2 separate regions of the Mus musculus genome follow, and region 2 is linked to region 1. A link is a loop called in an ENCODE intact Hi-C map of the cell type or tissue named here. Cell type or tissue: left cerebral cortex. All regions are shown on one strand. Links, peaks and the distances in the headings refer to the core of each region. The heading gives the core; the rest is flanking DNA. Region 1 overlaps Ckap5 (cytoskeleton associated protein 5). Region 2 overlaps Nup160 (nucleoporin 160).

Region 1 (8,338 bases), core at 138-8,137:
TGCATATCTATGAATTTAGATAAGTGTTGGGCTTTGGGATTCAAGAAAGGCTGTAGAGTTTTTGCTAAAGGAGACTCTTCTATGGGGGAATGAAAGGAAAACTCAGTCACCTGTGTAACTAAATGGCTTATATAGGAATGGTCACAGTGAGGTTTGCGATAACCACAGCAGTTTGTATTAATGCTTGTATGGTGTAAATTTACAGCAGAGCTGTTGCCCTGTGTCCTTTGGAAATATGTTTGTTTGGTTTTTCTGTTCCAAAGTAACGACAATAGACCTCCAGCTTCTCTGTACATTGTGCAGTACAGGCAGCCATGTGTCCCTAGGGAGGGTCAAGGATTTGTTATGTTGGTTTTTCCTTTTGTGTTTCTTGATGCTAGGTTTTATTCCAGAGCCTCAGTATGTGCTGGGTAAGCACTTTACCACTGAGCTGCATCCCCACTCAGTATGCCCTTCTCACTCTTTTTTGTTTCTTTCTTTTCCTTCTCTCCCTTCAACAACAACAGCAGCAAGAGTACCACATAGTGGAGGCTTATAAATTCATAATTATTAAGATTTTCTTCTTTTGTAAGAAATAAAACTGGTTACCTATTGGTATAATATTTTTTGAAGAGTTATTTTGAAGATATATTTTCATTTCTAGTACCCCTTTCTCTACCGGGTTATGACTTTTCTTTTGTTTTTCACCTTTACAGGTTGTTGGAAAGGACACCAATGTCATGTTGGTAGCTTTGGCAGCAAAATGTCTTACTGGCTTAGCTGTTGGGCTCAGAAAGAAATTTGGACAATATGCAGGACATGTAAGTAATATTCTATTTAGATGTAAGTCTGAAAAATTATCAGAAATGGTAGGCTAGTTTGTTTTATATTTTAAAACAGCTCTTGGCATAGATCTTTGTGTTGGCCAGGCGGGGGTGGCGCATGCCATTAATCCCAGCACATGGGAGGCAGAGACAGGTGGATTTCTGAGTTCGAGGCCAGCCTGGTCTACAGAGTGAGTTCTAGGACAGCCAGGGCTACACAGAGAAACCCTGTCTTGAAAAAACAAAACCAAAAATCTTTGTGTTGGACGAAGTAAACACCTCACTGGTTTCATATATATTTTCAGTCTAGCTCTTCCCAAGACTTGTGTAAAAATTAGACACTTGGCCTGAAGTACTTAGTTGACTTGTTTGCTTATTATTTACTTAGTATATCCTTCTTTGCTTTTATAAATATGAAATACATGTAGTTGAAATAAAATTGTAAAACCTGTGGGGTTTTGCATTATTGCTCTAGTGGAAACATCTACTTAGCATGCATAAAGTCCTGGGTTGTCTTTCCAACCACTTTGACCCTAGGGGGAAAATGTTTATAGTAAACCATAAATTAGGTATCAATCAAGTTTAGTAATAGAGTTTAATAAATTGAGATGTTTTCTTTAACTATGACAGGTATTGGTAGCCTCTGAATTACCTAAAATGAGTTATCATTCTGAAATTTTAGCAGTTGTCGGTTTTATTGTTAATATGTAGCCTTACTGGAGACTGCTAATTCATGTATTAAAGATAGTTTCTGAGAACTAAAACTAAAGTAGATACTAACAAATAAAAATGACTTGTGCTGCCTATTATTATGGAAATAAAATAAAGTCCTAGCTGTTTGTGGTGGTGCACATCTTTAATCCCAGTTTGAAATTCTGAGGCAGATCTCTGAATTTCAAGCTAACCTGATCTTCAGAGTAAGTTTCAGGGCAGCCAGGGCTACACAGAGAATCCTGTCTTAAAAAACAAAAAGAACCAAGCAAATGAAAAAAACTATTTCTGGGGAGGCAAGGGTGGGATGAAGTCTCTGTATCCCTGGCTCCCGACTGAAAACTACTTTTAAAATTGACATTAATTTGCTAAGCAATGGTTGAGTGATTGATTGCCTTCCCTTCTAGCCTGAGTTTTTACTGGTTCTGTTTAACTTACTGTCTAGCTAAGATGGTTCTATCTGCTTAATTTGGGATTTTTTTTCCTTTTTAAAAATTATATGTAAGCCGGGTGTGGTGCCGCATGCCTTTAATCCCAGCACTCGGGAGGCAGAGGCAGGCGGATTTCTGAGTTCGAGGCCAGCCTGGTCTACAAAGTGAGCTCCAGGACAGCCAGGGCTATACAGAGAAACCCTGTCTCGAAAAAACAAAAAAACAAAAAAATTATATGTAATAAATTGTCAGACAAATGGCAGGGCAGTTAAGAGCACTTCCTACTCCTGTGGGGAATATTCCATATAAATGGACTATTAGAATGTGTGGTCATCCGTGACTGGCTTGCTTTCACTTAGCTTAATTTTGAAAATTTTGAATCAGCTATACTATAGTGTATATTAGGACTTCATTCTTGCTTTTTAATATTACTTATATGTGTATGAGTGTTTTGACTGCGTGTATGTCTGTGTACCACACGAGTACCTGGTGCCTGTGGAGGTCAGAGAGAGCATTATAACTCCTGGAACTGTAGTTAAGGATAGCTGTGAGCTATGATGTGGGTGCTGGGAACCAAACGGGTCCTGTTCATGAGCAGCATGTGTTCTTAAACTGCTAAGCTATCTTGTCTCGCTGTCCCCTACAGTACTTCGTGTATACTTGTTAGAGTATTAGTGTAGCTGTTCATCTTTTACAGGTTGTGCCAACAATTTTGGAAAAATTCAAAGAAAAGAAGCCTCAAGTGGTACAAGCCCTGCAGGAGGCAATTGATGCAATCTTCCTCACTGTAAGTTGATGGCATGGAACTTTCGGTTTTGTCTTAATACATGTTGTCACTGTAATAATTTGACAATTTAAAGTTGAAAAAGCTCATTGCCATTTTCTTCTAAAGACCACACTACAGAACATCAGTGAGGATGTCTTAGCAGTAATGGATAATAAAAATCCCACCATCAAGCAGCAGACATCACTTTTTATTGCAAGAAGCTTTCGTCACTGCACTTCCTCTACATTGCCGAAGAGTCTACTAAAACCCTTTTGTGCTGCTCTACTTAAGGTAATTGGGGGTAGTTTATTTATATATTTTTTGTTGTTGTTGTTGTTGTTGTTGTTGTTGTTTTTTCGAGACAGGGTTTCTCTGTGTAGCCCTGGCTGTCCTGGAGCTCACTTTGTAGACCAGGCTGGCCTCGAACTCAGAAATCCGCCTGCCTCTGCCTCCCGAGTGCTGGGATTAAAGGCGTGCGCCACCACGCCCGGCTATATATTTTTTCTACTAGTTATATATAATGACTTTAATGCTATAGATTGTGATCTTTAAATGAACAAACACTCTGAACCCAAGATATGTAGCTGTCATGTTCTACCTTTGAAGGATAACAGGTTCGCCAAGAATAAGCATCAAACTAGAGTGTGTGAAGGTCATTGGGAATAGGGCATTTTAGATAAAAGGTAAAAGGAAAAGAAAACATGGTGAGTTGGCAAGATGGCTCAGAGGGTGAAGACTGGCCACATAGTAACCTAAGTTAATTCCCCAGATCTCCTTTAAAGGTGAAGGAAGAGACATTCATATATGCATAAATGTACACATAGCGTGTGTGTATATATGTAAACAATGTTTAAAGCACTTACAGAGGATGGAGAAATAGCTCAGCAGTTAAGAGCTGCTCTTGTAAAGAATCCAGGCATGGTTCCTGGCACCTCCATGGTGGTTCACAATCATCTGTGACTTTAGTTCTCAGGGCTCCAGCTCCCTCTTCTGAGACCTCTGTGGGGACCAGGCATGCACATGGTACACATGCATACATGCATACAAAACATTCTTATACATCAAAGAAAGTAATTTACATTTAAAAAATGACATTTACAGTGCCAGGCGTGGTGGCGTATGCCTTTAGTCCCAGCACTTGGGAGGCAGAGAAAGGTGGATTTCTGAATTCGAGGCCAGCCTGGTCTACAGAGTGAGTTCCAGGACAGCCAGGGCTATACAGAGAAACCCTGTCTCGAAAAACAAAAACAAAAAATTGACATTTACTTGGTGAATAACTAAATTATTATTTGAGTTAGTTAACTAGGTAAATTAACTAAAGATTTCTGAAATCCAGAAAAAAATGTGGAAGATTAACTGTTAATTGGCAAAAGAAAAGCTTGCAGTAAACCTCAGTAAATTATAACGGGAAAATTCTCACCCAGCAACTATAGTTCTGAATAAAAGTCGTAGTAACTATAGAGTTCATTGTATTAAACATCATTTACTTCTGTGTAGCACATCAATGATTCTGCTCCTGAAGTCAGAGATGCTGCATTTGAAGCACTGGGTACAGCTTTGAAGGTGGTTGGTGAGAAATCAGTAAACCCATTTTTAGCTGATGTTGACAAACTCAAACTTGATAGGGTAAGTTAGTAATGGTTGTCTCTTTGCATTGCATTTTGCAAACCTACCTTATCCCTCTCTGTTGAACTGTTGTATAATGATAGATTCTGAAGAGGTGACAGACACTGAATTCAGTTGCCCTCAGTGATGAGCCACCATGTTCTAGTGGACAGTTTCATGACCCTGGTTAAATTCAGTATGTCACAGAACAGTACAGAAAGGCATGAATGTTGAAAAGGGTGCATGTATGGAAGAGGGTGAGTAATACGGATGAGAGAAAGTTAAGAGTAGATAAGTATGCCAGTAATTACAATATACTGTATGTGTGTGAGTGTGTGTATTTATATATGAATCCATCAAAAAGTAAAAGATAATAAAATTTCAGAGTAGTACTTAACATGATTTTGTGAATTTTTGTTTATTTATTGCTAGTTTCTTTTTTTGTTGTTATTGTGGGTTTTTTGTTTGTTAAACAATTTCAAGACTGGGTTTCTCAAGTAGCTCTGCCTGTTCTAGAATTCGCTCTGTATACCAGGCTAGCCTCGAACTCAGAGATCTGTATACCCCTGCCTCCCTCCCAAGTGCTAGAAGTAAAGGCATGTACCACCAAGCTTGGTTCATGCTTGCCTGTTTCTGTAGGGAAAAAAAAATTTCTGTCCCAAACATGTGCATGTATTTGAAATTAGTTCTGGAGGGTGCTCCCTGGGCATTTTTTGTTACTAATTTTGTCCTTTCTGTATTACTAAAAAAACAAAAACAAAACAAAACAAAAACCACTGATAATTGACATCAGTTCTTCAGTTTATTCTCTAATGACATTTCAGAACAAATTTGTTGACATTTTAATCTTAGTTACAGTGATACAATAGTAAAAATATCTTTCCAATTATAACCTAACCAACACTGAATAACTAATCTATAGAGAATGTAATACAGAAATGTCTTTCTTTAGTGTAAATATCTTTCATCAAAATCATGGCTGTTTAGGTACTTTTGTAATTTTACTTTATGAAAAAATAAAACACATATATGCACTGCCAAGAAAATTACAGATAAGAATTACAAAAAAAACCAACAATATTTTCTGATTTTTTTTTTTGGTATGGTTGTGGCTTAATGACTTCTAAGTAATAATGTAATGGTTATGTTTTAAAGTTATTGGAATATAATGATATTCATATTGCTTTCTCTAGATCAAAGAATGTTCAGAAAAAGTAGAACTGGTTCATGGTAAAAAATCTGGACTTGCAACTGAAAAGAAGGAATCCAAGCCTCTACCTGGAAGGGCTGCAGCATCAGGGGCTGCAGGGGACAAAGACACAAAAGATGTTTCAGGACCCAAACCAGGACCGTTAAAAAAAACACCTACTGCTAAGGTTAATATTTGTGACAAGGTCTTACTTCGTAATCCATGCTGGTCTGAAGCTTGCTATGTAGCCTAGGATGCTTTGAAATCAGTCATCCTTGTACTTCAATCTCCCAAGTGCTGGAGTTGCTGATGTGTGCTACCACACTTGGCTTAAAAGATGGCTTAAAAATTAGAATTTAGTAAGATAAGAGACTAGGTTTCATATTCATGGTATTCTTCCAATATGTCTTAATTTGAGAAATGGATTCCTTGGCTACATGGCAAATCTTAATAAAGACATAGTATTATAACTACACTTTTTCTTTATAACCTGCCTATAAGGTGGCAAGTTGACTTAGTGGATAAAAGAGCTTGCTCCAAGTCTGATAACCAGAATTCAATCTCTCATATTCACACGATGGAAGGAGAAAAAAATTAATGAACAAGGATACACCCACACTCTACGTTAATAATGTAATTTTTTTTCTTTAAAACTATGACTAAGAGCAAGGTAGTGATGGTACATGCCATTAATCCCAGCCCTTGGGAGCCAACCTGGTCTATGGGGTGAGTTCCAGAACAGCCAAGGCTCCACAGAAATGTGTCTCAAAAATACCTAAACTGCCAGGCAGTGGTGGCGCACACCTTTGATCCCAGCACTTGGGAGGCAAAAGCAGGTGGGTTTCTTAGTTCGAGGCCAGCCTGGTCTATAAAGTGAGTTCTAGGACAGGCAGGGCTACACAGAGAAACCCTGTCTCGAAAAAAACAGAAAAACAAAAAACACCTAAACAAAACAAGAAGAGTAAATATCTGACTAGGAATAAAAATAGTAGTAACATGCCTTATTTTTTTTAAAAAAACGGTAAACATTTTAATCACTTCTTTTTTTAAGTTTACAGCTTAGACTATAGAGATAGCTCATTTACATAGCCAAGGTTGATGACCTGATCACCAGGACATATGTGATGAAAATAAAGACTTCCTCTCCAAGGAAGGAAAACTTGATTCTTCAAGTCTTCATCTGACCTTCAAATAGTGTGTCTGTCTGCTCCATCCCATGATCCTTCAGCCCCCAGAATAAAAGATCAGAGATGTTTGCCATCAGTATTGGTGACCTGAGGTCAGTGCTTAGATCCCATGGTGAAAGAAGAGAATCAGGCCCTCAAAGCTTGTTGCCTGACTTCCACACATGAGCTCTGGAGTGGGTGTACACCCATACGAACAATAGCGATAAATATAAAGATTTAAAAATAGTGCTATTAGAGGCAATGAAGACCCAACTTTTAATCTCAAATTAATCTGTAAATATAGTATAATTCCAGATGGTTTTTTTTTTGTTGTTGTCATTGTTTGAGACAGGGTCTCTTTATATAGCCCTGAATGTCCTGGAACTATGTAGACTAGGCTGACCTACAACTTAGAGATCCAACTGAGTCTCCCTCTGCCTCATCCTGAATGCTGGAATTAAAGCATGTATTTCTGTGCCTGACCCCTCCAGATTTTTGTTTTTCAAGACAGGGCTTCTTTGTCTAGTAGTCTTGGTTGTCTTGAAACTCTGTACACCATGCTGTCCTCTAATTCAGAGATCCTGCCTTTGCCTCATGAGTGCTAGGATTAAAGGAATGTGTCACCACTGCTAGGCTCCAGTTTATTTTTTATAAAGACTTTATGTATGCATGTGAGGTGGTGGTTGTCTATGGAGGCCAGAATGGTGTTCAGAAGTTTGAGACAATTATCCTTCTGATATGGTTGTTTGGAACTGAGAAACAGTCCTCTTTAAGAGGAGCAAATGCTTTTAAGCACTAAGCCATCTCTCCAGCTAGACCCCAGTTCATCATTTTTATTTCATTTGTTTTATTATTTTTTATGTATTTTATATATACACAAATGCTCTATCTTCGTGTATATCTGCATTCCTGAAAAGGGGATCAGATGTCATTATAGATGGTTACTGGGAATTGCACTCAGGATCTTGTTGTTGTTGTTGTTTGGTTTGTGGGGGATGAGGTTTCTCTGGGTAGCCCTAGCTGTCCTGAAACTCTTTTGGGTAGACCAGGCTGACCTTAAACTCACAGACCCTCTGTCTCTACCTCTCTGCCTCTCTGCCTCTCTGCCTAGTACCTGCTCAGCTACATGTTTTCGATTGTTTTATTAACAAAAATTTTAATATGCAGCCTGCAAATTAGCCAAATATTCCATGGATGGTCAATGTTGTGGTAATTCTGTGGACAATAAACTTTTGTTTACTTTTAAGGTGATATCATTTTAATAAGATCTTTAAGAGTCAAAATATGTAAAAACAAAACAAAAATTGCTTTTATAAAATTGTAAGTAGTTTGTGGTTTTAAATTTTTCTTTTAGGCTGGTGGACCATCTAAGAAAGGTAAAACAACTGCACCAGGTGGCTCAGCAAGTGCCGGGACAAAGAATAAGAAAGGATTGGAGACCAAAGAAATAGTGGAGCCAGAACTCTCAGTAAGTATTACACAGGAAAGAGATAAAGGCCCCAAGGGGATTGGAGGTCTTCCTGAGTTCTTTAACATAACAGTAAATTTGCAGGGCAGTGATGACTCATGCCTTTAATCCCAGCATGCTTTTAATTGGGAGGCAGAGCCAGGCAGATTTCTGTGTTCAAGGCCAGCCTGGTCTACAGAGTTAGTTCCAGGACAGCCAG
Region 2 (8,338 bases), core at 72-8,071, 870 kb before region 1:
TCAGATCTTCAGGACATACACAGTAGAAGAGAACCTCCTTAAAATTGTTCTCTGAGTGACCTTGCACATGTTACAACATACACGAATACTAAGTAAATAAGAAATTAAATTAATGAAATTAAATACGCCCGGGCTTGTAATAGATATTTAATCACAGCATTCAGAGGCTGAAGCAAGAGGATTGCCATGGTTTTAAGGCCACACTGAGGGACATCATAAGACTGTCCAGAAGGAAAAAAGTGGAATAAACTCACTTTTTGTCACAAGTCATTTGAGAAACTCATGCACTCAACTGGAATTTTCTGGATTTTGTTGTTTTGTTTGGGCTACATTCAACAGTACACATTTTACTTTGCTACTTAGTATATACTTTTGTAATGATAGATATATAACAGGATAAATTTTTAACAGGATAAATATATAACAGGATAGATAGTTTTTTTAATAAAACATTTATTTTTACTATAACAGATACCACAGTAAATTGGTGAATTCTAATTCTTTAGGGAGTTATTGTGGCTTTAAGTTCTATTGTGGTTTTTGTTTGTTTGTTGTTTTTTGAGACAGACTCTGTAGTTTCACTGGCTGAACTGGAACTTAGAGATCCAAGTGCTGGGATTAAAAGTGTGCAACATTTTTTTAATTTTGGTCTTCATACAAACACATTTGCACTGTCACTGAACTATACCTTCATCCCCTACATAGACCTTTTATTTTTATTTGTTAAGATTTATTTTTGTGTGTCCATATGTGTTTGTGTGAGTATGCACACACATGTGGACAGGTGACATAGAGTCTAGAAGATGTCAGGTTCCTTGGAGCTGAAGTTAGCGAGCTGTCTGGTACAAGGGATGGGACCCAGTTTCCGTAAGTCTTCTTATCTGCTAAGCCATCCCCAGCCCCCCTACATATTTCATACACCTCTTTTTCTCAGAAGACAAGCCAGTGTTTACTTTTTTCCCTTATAGCTTGCTTGTGACACTGGGACTATAACTTAGTGGTAAAACTACCTACAATGGGTAAAGTCCTAGGTTTATATCCCCACTACTGGCGGAAAAAATTATAATTTTCTCTTTCTAAAAATAACATTTTTTAAAGCTAGGCATGGTGGCACATGCTTCTCATCCCAGCACTTGGAAGGCAAGGACAGGCCAATCTGAGTTTGAGGCCAGCCTGGCCTGCATAGTTCCAAGACAACCAAAGCTATATCAATAGGTCTTGTCTCAAAAAAAAACTTTTTTTAAAAAGCGGCTAAAGGAGGGTGGTGACAAGATGACTAAGTGGGTCCCAGTGTTTGCATCCATGCCTGACAGCCTGAGCTCGGTTCCTAGAACCAATTCCTGCAGGTTGTCCTCCACACACACTTGAATCCTCATACATACACTAAATAAATGTAAAAAGATTTTAACTTACTGTGAGTACTTGCCTACTTATGACACACAGGACATTGCATTGTCAGTACACAGTGAATTTTCTTTAGTAAAAATTGTCAAAATATTATTTATAAGTATCTTGTGCCTTAATTTCTTTGTTTTTGTTTAGTCTTTTCATCTAGTGTAAGGGATTGAATCCAAGGCCTTGCACACTTAAGTCAGTGACTCTACCACTGAACTAAACCTAGACTTCAACTGTCATTTACGAAAAATACTTTTATATGTTTATATATAATTTATACATAGTATTTATATTTTGTATATTATGTATTTTAAATTTGCACACGTGTGTGGGAAGTTTTTGATGGGAGTAAAGTTTCAATTTTACAAAATGCAGCGTCCTGCATATGGGTAGCACAGCAATGTCATATATATAAACTGCATCTTTTTTTTACGATTGATTTATTTAATTTATGTATATGAGTATACTGTAGCTGTCTTCAGACACACCAGAAGAGGGCATCAGATCCCATTACAGATGGTTGTGAAGTTGCTGGGAATTGAACTCAGGACCTCTGGAAGACCAGTTAGTACTCTTAACAGCTGAGCCATCTCTTCAGCCCCCTATAAACTGCATTCTTAAAAATGGTTAAGATGGAAACTGTTATATTTTAGTTAAGCTTGGTGGCACACACCTGTATTTGCAGCACTCAGAGACAGGAGGATTGTGAATTCTCTCCTTAGAAGAATAACATGGTGATTGTATGAAGTAATGATCTGTTAACTTGCTTTTCAACAGTTCTGCGTTTTCCAGTTGGTGAGCACTGAGAATAATCGCTATAGTTTAGATCACATTTCTTCCCTGTTCACTTCTCAGGTAAGTTAAACCGTCCTGTGCATTTCACACAGGTGCAGGAAGGAAGTGTTGGCTATACCCTGGGGAGGTTGCTTGCCCGGTAACCATAGCTTTTTTTTTTCTTTTTTTTTTTTAATCTGAGACAGGGTCATTTAAACACAGGAGTTTCAAACCAACTTAGCAACTTTCTGTAATTGCCAAGTAGAGTCTCACAGAGACTGTCTCAAAATTCCTTACCCCCATTCTGTTATCATAGGATTATATTCTTTTTTTTGTTTTAAAGATTTATTTATTATATGTAAGTACACTGTAGCTGTCTTCAGACACACCAGAAGAGGGCAACAGATCTCATTACGGATGGTTGTGAGCCACCATGTCGTTGCTGGGATTTGAACTCAGGATCTTTGGCAGAGCAGTCAGTGCTCTTAACTGCTGAGCCATCGCTCCAGCCCCAGGGTTATAGTCTTAAGGTACTTCATATATAGACAGTTGAGAGCCCAGCATGTGGGTGTTGGGAATTGAGCCAGAGTATTTTGTGAGAGCAGCCAGTGCTCTGAAGCACTGAGCCATCTCTCCAGCCCCTCTTCATGCATAGAAACAGTTTAAGTTGGATTTTATCAAGTTCATGGGGCATGTTGTGCTGTCATGCATTTTGTTCTCTTGTCAATACAAACTTAGTCTCTGCTCCCTTTTCTTTCTTACTTTTTCCCATTTCTTCCTAGGAGACACTAGTCGATTTTGCCTTAACCTCAACGGATATCTGGGCCCTGTGGCATGATGCTGAGAACCAAACAATTGTGAAATATATCAACTTCGAACAGTATGGAATATTTAACCTTTCTCTTCCTATGTTACCCTAGGCAGCACCATACTGAGATGAGACCTTTTCTGTGTAGAGCCAAATACTTAGTTCAAAGGATTCTGATGTGTTTGTCTGGATTTTGTGGAAATCAAATATGCTTAGGATTGAGCTAAGATAAAATAGCATATTTCTTAGGAGAGGTACCCCCAAAACAGTAGCAGTAATTTGGAATCTCATTGCTAATACTCTAATGTCCTCATGCCCACAACTTAACAAAAACATTGAAGTTCTTTTTTATTCTCAATCTTCTTAAATAAAGATCAAAGATAGATTGAATTAGTATGATTATTTGAAACTTTTTAAAACAGGAAACTTTTTTCCTCCTGAGAAAATGAGCTTCAGGGCTCAGAATCCGGCTCAGTGAGTGCCTTCCTTGCACTCAGAGCCCAGCACCTCATACAAGCATGGTTGCAGTTCCAGAAGGAAGGAAGTAGAGGCAAGAGGGTTAGAAATCCAAGGCCATCTTCAGCTACATAGTGAGTTCAGGGCTCCCCTGCAATATGTGATACCTTTAGGGAGGGAGAGGGAGAAGGAGAGGATGAGTAAGAAGCGAAAATGAGCTATAGAACAAAACTAGTATTTTAGGATGAAAAGTTGTATTGCACAATTTTTTAAAAAAGATTTATTTATTTATTATATGTGAGTACACTAGCTATCTTCAGACACTTCGGAAGAGGGTGTCAGATCTTGTTACAGATGGTTGTGAGCCATCATGTGGTTGCTGGGATTTGAACTCAGGACCTTCGGAAGAGCAGTCGGTGCTCTTAACCACTGAGCCATCTCATCAGCCCTTGTATTGCACAATTTTATGTTTTGATAACCTCTACTTTTAAATATACTTTACTTATTGTACATTGGTTTACTTTTAACTTTTTAGCTGTGGTCTCAGAGAAATGGCTCAACAATTAAGACTCAGACTGCTGCTCTTAGAAAGTGTTGAAGTTGAGTCCCAGCACCCCTATAGGGTGGCTTATAACTAACTGCCTGGGACTCCAGCTACAGAGGGTCATAGCCCTCTTGCTTCCCAGGACACGTACAGTCCCATGGACACACACATACCATATATGTGATTCAAAAATAATGTTAAATTGTTTTGGTTCTCAAGGGTTTCTCTGAATATCCCTGACTGTCCTGGAACTCCTATAGACCAGGCTGACCTCAAACTCAGATCCACTGCCTCTGCCTCCCCAGTGTTGGGGTTAAAAGTGTGCACCACAGCACTGAGCTTAATCTAAACAAATTTTATATTTACAAATATATTTCTAAACAGAGTTTAACTTTTTCTTTTTCTTTCTCTCTTTTTTTTTTTTTTTTGGTTTTTCGAGACAGGGTTCCTCTGTATAGCCCTGGCTGTCCTGGAACTCACTTTGTAGACCAGGCTGGCCCCGAACTCAGAAATCCACCTGCCTCTGCCTCCCAAGTGCTGGGATTAAAGGCGTGCGCCACCACGCCCGGCTTTAAACTTTTTCTTATTAAAATACATAACCACTGAAACTCTTCATTCGCCTTTGGCTAAGATCAAGTGTGAAGCATCTCCTTGTAAGATTCCTTTAAGAACCACTTAAACAAATTGAACCCTCAACACTAAACTTCAGAGTAGAACTACAAGGTCTATTCTGATCCTGAGCCAGACCTTGAAAAATACTAGTTTAGTTCTTATGGGTATCATTCAAAACCATGAGCTTGGAGCTGAGCCCAGAAGTACATTGAGTGATTGAAGCCACTTAGGGCTACAGGGTACAACCACAGCTTATCAAACAAGAAGGCCCGGGCTCTGGATTCAGGGTTTCAAGCAGCTTACCAGCATGAAAGACCTTAAAAGGACTCATTTCCTCAGCTACAGATTGAAGGTAATACATTCTTGAAGGAGATTGTAAGGCAAACATGAATAGAATAGTGTCAAGAATAGCATCTTACATAATATCTAGTAAATTTAAGTACATAGTAAAAATCAGCTGTTTGTAGATTTATATTTCAGGTTTTAAATTGAGGATGCTTCCTGTTAAACATAGAACTTTGGGTCTGGGAGATGGCTCATTTGGCAGTGTTTGCGATGAATTTATGGCGACCTGAGTTTTGATCCCCAGCTCCTATGTAAAAGCAAGTCAGTCAGGCAGTGCAGGCTTAGAATGTCTGGTGCCCTGGTAAGGCAGACATGAGGGTTTCTGAGCTTAGCTAAATTGATGAACTCTGGATTCAGAGAAAACCCTGTCTCAAAAAACTCAGGTCAGGGGCTAGTGAAGTAGCTCAGTAAGTGGAAGTGCTTGCTGTGGGGGCTAACAACCAGAGGGAGTCTCCAGAACTCGTGCTAGAAGGCTAAAGCAGACGTTTGGAAGAGTCCCTCTGACCTCCATACAGCTATTGTGGCACCTGTGTAACTGCTTTCACCACACGATAATAATAATAATAAAATACGTGGATCATTTAAAACAAGGTGGAGAACAGTTGAGGAAGACATTGAGCATTGAGTCCTGGCCTCCACAAGGACATGCACACCTTTACACCCGCGCAGACACACAGAGAGTAAGAACAGATGTAAGGACAGAAAACTGCTTAGTAATAAAGTTGTGGTTGGTTGCGATGGGTTCTCTGATGAGGCCGTTCCTGCTCAGATACTGCCAAAGTGTGTAGACAGTTTTTGGTAAACTTTTGAACGTTTTTTCTGTAGTAATGTTGCAGGTCAGTGGAATCCAGTGTTTATGCAGCCTCTACCAGAAGAAGAAATTGTCATCAGAGACGATCAAGACCCCAGAGTAAGTATGTTAACTGTTATTGTAGGAACCACTTGCATTAGTTTTTACCCTGAGGTCATTTGACCCAACTGAAGTGGTGGCGCATGCCTTTAATCCCAGAGGCAGGTGGATTTCTGAGTTTGAGGCCCACCTGGTCTACAAAGTGAGTTCCAGGACACCCATGGCTATACAGAGAAACCCTGTCTGGAAAAAAGGAAAAAAAAAGTTTCTAGTTGATCCTTAGTGAGCTAAGCTGAAATGAGTAGGATTTTCACTCCTGGAAACCCACTTTAAGTATCTGAAATTGAATGGTGTTCGAGTGTTACTCCTTAGAGCTCCTTGGAAATGGTTACTTATTACTACTTTATTAATAACAACTGGCGGCACACCCTGATGTTAGCCTTTTGTTCCACTGTACTCATGTTATCACCACCGAGAAGCTCAGCAGAAGGAAAGAACCTGGTCACTCAGACTTGATGCTTAGAAGCAAATCTGGTTCAAGACTTGTTAAAATAGTGAGGCACGCCGGGCGTGGTGGCGCAGGCCTTTAATCAGCACTCGGGAGGCAGAGGCAGGCGAATTTCTGAGTTTGAGGCCAGCCTGGTCTACAGAGTGAGTTCGAGGACAGCCAGGGCTATACAGAAAAACTCTGTCTCAAAGGAAAAAAAAAAAAATAGTGAGGCAGCATGGCAGTTTTCTATTCTAGTCTATATACTCTTGTGAGTTTTCTGCACTTTAAATTTTGATTTAGCTTACCTGTTGTCACTTTCTTTTATATGTGAGTCCTTGTGAAGATGGTTTTGAAATCAACTTGTTCTAACTGCTCTTTACCCTGTCACCACCAGGCTGGGTCCACCCTTTGTATTTAAGATTGACAGCTGGCACCTTTGTTTTTCAGTGGTACCCAGTAGTGTTCTATAAAAATGTGTACCATTCAGGCGGATATAGCAGCTTGACCCCCAGAGCATTGCAGTCTCCACTGACACTGTAAAAGCATGTCTCTGCAGTGCAGCTTGTTGTTGCTCAAGTGTAGAAGGGCAGAGTGTCCAGTTCCTGGGGTAGAAATCCACATGCTGGGTTCACACGATTCCTTTGTATTTTTCCCAGCTTCATCTCTTTCAGAATCATAATAGCTTTTGTTTTAATTTTCTAATAGGAAATGTATTTGCGGAGCCTTTTTACACCAGGACACTTCATAAATGCAGCTTTATGTAAAGCTTTACAGGTAAGCAAGAAAATATCTAATGTTTACTTCGAATTATTCCTGATTGTGTTGCTAGATTGTATAATTGAGTGTGTGTGTGTGTGTGTGTTTATAAATACTATTGTAATTTGTTTTAACATTCTTTACACAAAATAAGAATCCTGGCTGAGAGATAGGAGTAGGAAATGCTTTCCCAAGTAATTAGGGGAGCATGCCACAGTCCAGATTGTATGCCAACACTATTGTAAACAGAAATTACTCTTCACTGCTTGTAAGCTTTATCCTTGAAAGAGATTCAAAGATTAGTTTTTAGGTTATTTATGATTGGTTATATGTTGTTTATACCCTTTTGTTAGTATAGTGAGTGGCCAAGTTCTGGGTGCAAAGTATAGGTGACTCAGAATATTTTAGCTTCAAGCTATGTGTGATAATGCATGACCACAATCCCAAGATTCAGGAGGCCGAAGCAGAAGAGTAGTGAATTAGAGGCAGCTGTCTGTATTGCATAGTGAAACTGTCTCAGAAAATATTTTGTTTTCAGTCATGACTTAAACGTTGTTTACTATTTTACAAAAAGTGTTTTTTGTTATTTGTTGTGTAGTTTTTGAGGCAGACCATGAACTTTTGATCCTTCTGCCTCCACCTCCCTGTAGTTGGGATTAATTGTGTACACAGCAGATCCACTTAAGATCCTTACCATTGCCGGGTGTAGTGGCGCACACCTTTTATCCCAGCACTCAGGAGGCAGAGGCAGGTGGATTTCTGAGTTCGAGGCCAGCCTGGTCTACAAAGTGAGTTCCAGGACAGCCAGGGCTATACAGAGAAACCCTCTCTCAAAAAACCAAAAAAAAAAAAATCCTTACTATTTTTCTAAATATGAATGAACAATTTCTCTTCTACTTTCTTCTCTTCCCCTTTCTTGTTATTGTGAGTTTTTTTGGTTTTTTAAGATTTATTTTATTTTGTGTTATGAGTGTTTGACTGCATGTGTATCTGTGTACCACATGCCTCCTGTGCCTGAGGAAGTGGTGAACATCTCTATGGGTACAGAGACTTGAACTACTAGTCCTTTGCAAGAACCACAGCAAGTGCTATTAACACTGAACCAATTCTGCACGTCCTTTTGTGTGTGTATATGGGGGTGGGGGAGACAGGGTTTCGTTGTGGTAGCCTTGGCTATCCTAGAACCAGCTCTGTAGTCCAGGCTGGCCTTGAACTCCCAGAGATCCACCACCACCTCCTGCCCGGTTCTGTGTTTTAAAGACAATCTGACTATATAGCTAAGACTAGCTTCATATTCCCCATGTAGAC

What was found. Hi-C counts contacts between places; a loop is a spot of excess contacts. Peaks named below come from ENCODE experiments on the same cell type or tissue, not always from the same donor. Only the 100,000 strongest peaks of a DNase experiment are listed, where the experiment ranks them.
Region 2: a loop joins it to region 1, with 5 times the contacts of the local background. A loop is called at or near these places in 4 of 42 quality-filtered maps.

What each region holds. Positions count from the first base shown.
Region 1 is chr2:91,560,112-91,568,449 of GRCm38, forward strand. It overlaps Ckap5 (cytoskeleton associated protein 5), which reads left to right. Exons shown (of 44, transcript NM_001165989.2): 9 at 696-800; 10 at 2,643-2,732; 11 at 2,838-3,002; 12 at 4,209-4,337; 13 at 5,510-5,692; 14 at 8,026-8,139. Among named protein-coding and RNA genes, the nearest start is that of Snord67, 32 kb to the right of the region's middle. In left cerebral cortex, for the core only: no CTCF peak of the experiment used is centred there; no DNase peak of the experiment used is centred there.
Region 2 is chr2:90,690,881-90,699,218 of GRCm38, forward strand. It overlaps Nup160 (nucleoporin 160), which reads left to right. Exons shown (of 37, transcript NM_021512.2): 9 at 2,173-2,250; 10 at 2,952-3,049; 11 at 5,760-5,844; 12 at 6,980-7,048. Among named protein-coding and RNA genes, the nearest start is that of Nup160, 18 kb to the left of the region's middle. In left cerebral cortex, for the core only: no CTCF peak of the experiment used is centred there; no DNase peak of the experiment used is centred there.